2 separate regions of the Homo sapiens genome follow, and region 1 is linked to region 2. Evidence: read pairs that join two places in POLR2A ChIA-PET (ENCODE). Cell type or tissue: OCI-LY7. All regions are shown on one strand. Each heading gives the region's core, and the rest is flanking DNA. Links, peaks and the distances in the headings are about the cores only. Region 1 has its middle 720 kb from the start of LRFN5. Region 2 has its middle 780 kb from the start of LRFN5.

Evidence for each region. ChIA-PET counts read pairs that join two places held together with the same protein. Peaks named below come from ENCODE experiments on the same cell type or tissue, not always from the same donor. Only the 100,000 strongest peaks of a DNase experiment are listed, where the experiment ranks them.
Region 1: POLR2A ChIA-PET joins it to region 2 with 5 read pairs; 3 of 35 experiments call an interaction of 5 or more read pairs at or near these places.

What each region holds. Positions count from the first base shown.
Region 1 is chr14:42,321,604-42,324,525 of GRCh38, forward strand. No RefSeq gene overlaps it. Among named protein-coding and RNA genes, the nearest start is that of LRFN5, 720 kb to the left of the region's middle. In OCI-LY7, for the core only: no CTCF peak of the experiment used is centred there; a DNase peak (open chromatin) is centred at 1,528; H3K4me3 peaks cover 914 bases; H3K27ac peaks cover 1,017 bases.
Region 2 is chr14:42,387,464-42,390,385 of GRCh38, forward strand. No RefSeq gene overlaps it. Among named protein-coding and RNA genes, the nearest start is that of LRFN5, 780 kb to the left of the region's middle. In OCI-LY7, for the core only: no CTCF peak of the experiment used is centred there; no DNase peak of the experiment used is centred there.

The sequences.
Region 1 (2,922 bases), core at 291-2,790, 66 kb before region 2:
CCATTTTCTAGAAAGTCTACCAGGAGCAATTTTCTTTCAATCATAGCAAGCTTAATCATACACAAAACTTCTTTCATAAATTCCCTTTCACAAATTTACTTCACAACGTATACAAACCATCTATACAATGCTTGGACTTTCTGCCTTGTGTTATATCTTTTAAAAAACAGTTATTTTATTCTAGGACAAGAATTTACTATACAAGACCCTTTTTCATGCAAAATTACTCTTTATATAATTTTTTGCAAAAAAAAACTTCTGTCTATAACTTTCTTCACATCTCTCTTTTCTACTCACTAATTTCTTTATATTTTGAATCTGTCTTTTAATAACTTCCAAGTTAGACAAAAACAATTATTTCCCAATAAAGCATACATCTTCTTTGGCACATTTTATATAAAGGTAGGAGTAAGAAATTCTTAACTGCCCACCAGACATTGGCATTCTATAGATGAGAACCCGTACCACAATTTTAAGATTATTTACTATAAAAAGCTTGCATTTTAAAGCCACTTTAGCCATTCTAAAGCCTATAAGCACCAGTCATTTACCAAGGTGAAAATATTAAAGTTAAAATTTAAAAACACAACATTTTTTAAACTAACAATTTTAGACTAGTGTTATTTGTTTAATTTATGAGAACTCTTTTATTTATAAGCCAATCTGATAGCTTGCTAGACACAACAGACAACACACAAAGTGACTTATACAAGACACTGGATTCAAGTTATTTACAAAATTGGGACCTGTCTACATGGCCAAATTTTGTTTGTCCCAAGAGGTATGGAAGACAGGGAGAGGCAGGGGAGTGGATTCCACACCATCAAATAAGGAAGGGAGGGGCGAATGGAGTTGTTCAAGAGAAGAACTCAAGAGTCACAGAGCTGCCAGAAAGCTCACCTAGCAGTGGAGACACCAAAGAAAAATGTTCAGGCAGCTGCCTGTCTGCCACTGAGGAAAGCTGTCTGATAGGTCAAGGGCTTGAGATCCTCAGCAAACTTACTTAAGATAGCTCACTGGGGCCAGTGGAAGAAGGAAGGTTAGCTCTAGTATTGACAGAGAGCTTTTTTTTTTCCCTCTCACTGGGGATGGTTAGGAAATTCTCATTGCCAATGGCCCTCTTGCTTACAGTAAGCTGACTGGTTTTGTCCAGGGTTGAGCAAGTCATAGGCTCTTGTCTGGGCATCCCAGATGTTGATTTCATGATACTTTCTTGGGATGGGTAACCCTCAGGTCGCAAGGGGCTTAAAGTAATTGTTAACATTTGTACTTTTGAGCCTTTTTTTTTAACCTCTTTGCCCTGTTTCTATTGTTGTAAATTTTAAAGGCCACGTTTAAGTGTTGCCTCATAGGGGTTTGAGGTCCCATGGCCGCTTTTTGTAGCTTCTTCCTAATGTCAGGGGAAGATTGAGTAATAAAATATATACTCTCCTGGAGTGTCTGCATCTGCATTAGCATATTTCCTAAGTTCCTCAACCAAATGACCTTGAAACAGAGTGGGATTTTTGTCTTTTCCCTGAGTTATTTTTGTAGCCTTGGCATAATTGACTGGCTTAACCACACACTTTCTCTTCTGCTTTTTTTCCAGCAGCACAGCAAGAAGAAGCAATAATTGTAAGTCATGACAAGTTAAATCAAGAACATTGTCAATTTAACAAAAACTCCTCTATAAACTTTTCTGGATCCGCTGAAAGCTGGCTAAATATTTCCTTTTACAAAGCAAATCAGGTCTAGAAAATGGCACAAGTACTCTAAGTGTTCCCCCATTCCCATCAGCTATCTCCTGCAATAGACACAGGTTTGACTTTAGGGGCTATGGGGCCCCAATCCTGGTGGTACTGGCTGGACTTACTTTCTTGGTCAGTGAAGGTATAGGCTGAGGCTAGTTGTATAAGAGGGAAGGATGCCTGATGACACTGGGGTGGAATCTTGCATTAGAAAACTGGCAGGGCTGTCTTCAGATCTGTGGGACTGAGGAGACTGGGGAAGGTATAGGCCTTCTACGGGGAGCAGCTAGGAAGTGATCCCTTAGGTGTGGCTTCCTGGTGCCTGGAAGTAACATGAGCCAATAAAGGGTCATAAAATCCTGTACATAGGGACTTTCATTTTCCTTCCTTTATACAGAGTAAGTTCTACTTTAAAATAGCATTATAATGTATAGGAACATGTTTAGTACAAATCTCTTGGTTTTCTAATGTGTAATAGATGTAAGCAATGTTTCAGGAGAAAATGAGTTTCTTTTTCTTTAAGCTGAATTTGAATTTGTTCCAGTAGCCTAAAAAACGCCCCAGAAGACAATCCTCTGGGATGCTTTTCATTTTCCCCACATCCATCAGGATTTTTACTGGGCACATTTTCCTGCCTCTCTGCTGATCACCACCGTCTCGCTGTCTTACTGCTGATCACTGCTATCTCTGCTGTCTCATTGCTGTGAAGGTCAGTGCCTCTCACTTGCCATCTTTATCCTTTCATTGCTCTCCAGTTAATACAGGAAAATACAATTTTCTTAAGTCTAGCAAGAGGAAAAGCAACTGGACTCTTGCTATTTTTTTTTTCCTTCTAGATTCCCACTTCCTGAAGAGGAGGTGTAAGTATAGGTAGCACGGTATTACAAAAGTGGATTATAAGCATTTCCCAGTGAATGAAATATGATAAAATGAGTATTTTTATTAAGCAAAGTTTAGAAGGAAGTATAAATCCAGTGACAATAAGAAAATAAAATGCCATTATGAAAAATGATAACTTTAGGGCAGAAAACAAGAAAAGGCAAGACCAAGATTCCACTAGGGTAGCACTTCAACTCACAGTCCTAGACAAAACACCAATACCAAAAATTCCAGAGCATCCAGGGGGCAGCCAGCAATACCAAATGCCCAAGAGTACCCAAGAATCAGCCAACTAAGGTCCCCACACCAAATACTG
Region 2 (2,922 bases), core at 276-2,775:
TCCATTTGTTTCTTTGAATGTCTGTCTGTTCCATTCTCCCCCTGGTCTGCTCATTGCTCTGGCTTGCTAATGGTGCCAAAATAGACCTTTATGTTATACATGAGTGAACGGAAAATTCCTCATAGGCCTCTGAAGGTTCACTGAAAATCAACTGACAAAGGCATATTAATTGGATAAAAAGGCATACAAATTTATTAACATGCATGGTGGGGAAAATCACAAGTGATTACTCCACCACTCAAAGGGATACAGATGTTTATATGCCCTTCTTTTTAGGAGAATGGGAGATGGGGAAGTGTGGATAATTTTGGGGGAAACATAAATAATTTTAGGGGAATTTAATGGGCTTGTAGTTCACACAACGTGCTGGGACAAAGTCTGTTGGGCCCGCAGGGCAGATAATGGTTTGTGACAAATCTGTCCAGGTGTGTTGACTGGCTTCAGTTTTTCTTTCTGCAATACGAGTTCAGTTAATGAAAACTCAGAGAAAGGGCCAGAGATACATGTTTTCTTCTTTAGGCAGATAAGGAAAAGTCAGAGAACAACTTCATCCTGTGCTTTGTAAGAGACATAGGATTGAGAGGATGGGGAAAGGTCAGGGAGAACTTGAGACTCCTTCTTCAGATCAGCAGGTAAAGTGCCATATCTTGGGGCATCAGTCCCTGAGCCCTAACATTTCCCAAGAAGTTTTCACATACTAGAGGCTAAGGTGGTGGTTGTGGAAAAATAATAACTGAGTTAATCTAATAACTAAATAGTAAAGGACCTCATTAAACCAGTCTCTCACTTCTGGGCATAGGCCAATTCAATTTAAATAGTAGGTCTTGTTTCAGGAGATGATGTTGCAGAAGGTCCCTAAAAGCTAGGCTTCTAAATATTATGCAGGCACACAGATTTAATAAGAGGCATTTCTATGAAAACAGAGGAAGAACAAAGGTCAATTTATGGAGCCATCTACAAGCTAGTCCTCTAGAGTCTGCAGGGCAGTCAGCTGAAAACATCCATGGCCATCTAACAGATTTTCCTAGATTGTAGTCTGTGTGTAAAGTTTGTCCAAATATAAGCTGTAGCAGTGATTTTTCTTCGAAGCCAAGTTGACTAGCTTCACATTGTAGGGCCTCAGGAATTTGGCATTTATTTTCAGTGAGCCCATGTCAAAAATAATATGGAAGGAAAAATTTGGAAACGTTTGTTAGGAGACTTTTAGCCAGGGAAGAATTCAGGATTCAATCTGAATTGTAGGCAAATAATAGAAACTTAAAAACAATGAACAAGGCTGGTATCTAAAATAGGTGTACTATAGTTTTCTCCGGAAACATACATTTTCTGTCATGACTAATTGTGTTGAACATATGTTCATATGCTTATTTTCCATCTGGATAAATGTCTGTCAAATCTGTATCTATTTATTATATTTGGTTGGTCTTTGATTTATTTCACTACAATCATGCCAAAACACCCTGTATTAAAATGTAAAATGAAAATAAAAAAGTATTGGCTCCCCTATTTCTCTCTTATTTTTCATATTTGCTTTGTTCCTTCTAGGATTTTCCAATTTATCTATGGTTATTAGAATCAGTTTGCTTATTTCTATAGAAAAGCCTGCTTGGACTGTGATTTTACTGAAGGGGTAGATCAATTTTGGAAGGACTGATATTTTAACTCTTCTGATCATCAACATGGTATATTTCTCCAATTATTTACATCAGATTTAATGTCTTTTAGTTTTAGTTTGTAGTTTTCAGTGTCTAGTTCTTTTACATTAGAAGCCTCTCATCCTCTGAGACCAATTTCCTGAATTAAATTTCTGATTTTTAAAAAATACTCAGAGTTGTTTCTATTGTAATGCTTGGATTACACTGGAACACTCATCAAATTCTCAACTTCTTTAGTTCTTAATTACTTAGACACAGCAATAAGTCAACTTGAACTGTTCCTCAAAGTAGAAATGAATTTGATGGTTATGAGATTAGTGACCGTAACAATTACTTAGACTTTTGTCCAGTATAAGTAGACTGTTTCTGCTATAAAAAAGAATAAATAGACTTTGGAGAAGGGAATGTAAGAGATGGACAATTATGTTCAACCATGTTATAAAATACATAAAGAATTACTTAAGCAGGTCATAGGTATTTCTATGTGTGACTGACAAAGATTTATCTTAAGCATTAAGAAACGGTTGTAATTTTAGGCACTTAGATGGTCATCAAAAAAATTAGTTATATTGTGAACTGAATTTGAAAGGATTGGTACAATTTTGAAGGAATTGGGGAAAATACTTTTTAAGTTGATATCACTGTTTTAAAAATGCATTCCGACTTTGCTAAGGAATGGAAATTTCTGTTGTTCCTGCTACTTATTATATGCATGAAGCTAAATAAATGCACCAGACTATAAAATTTGAATGTGTTTGTCTTGTTTTATTAAGGTATATTATGTTATAATGGGAGTTGAGGAAGGAACAATGTGAGAATAGATTGTGATGGGGCTTTTATATTCTGCTTGGAAGTTTCATTTTATTCTGCGTGTGACAAGTCATTAAATGGTTTTATATGTCAGAAACTAAATCAGTCACAAACTTTAGGGCCATAATCTGGGACCAGTGTGGAGCGTGAGAGGAGCAAGCACAGGGAGGTACTAGAATTACTTTATATACTTAATTATTTTTAGTTGACACAAATTGATTCTAGTAAGTGAATTATTTAGGGCAGTGAGAATGGAAAGGAGCCCTATGAGTGATTTGTTTTATACAAAAGGGACACAATATATGTACCTTTGAAAGCACCTTGCTTTGTTATGGCCTTTGTTTCTCAGAACCCCTGTAAAATATTGCAATTCTATAATACATACCAAAAAAGGCCAACATTAATCTGTCTCATTGTATTTGAATGGCATGTACATGTATACTTAAAATGATATATT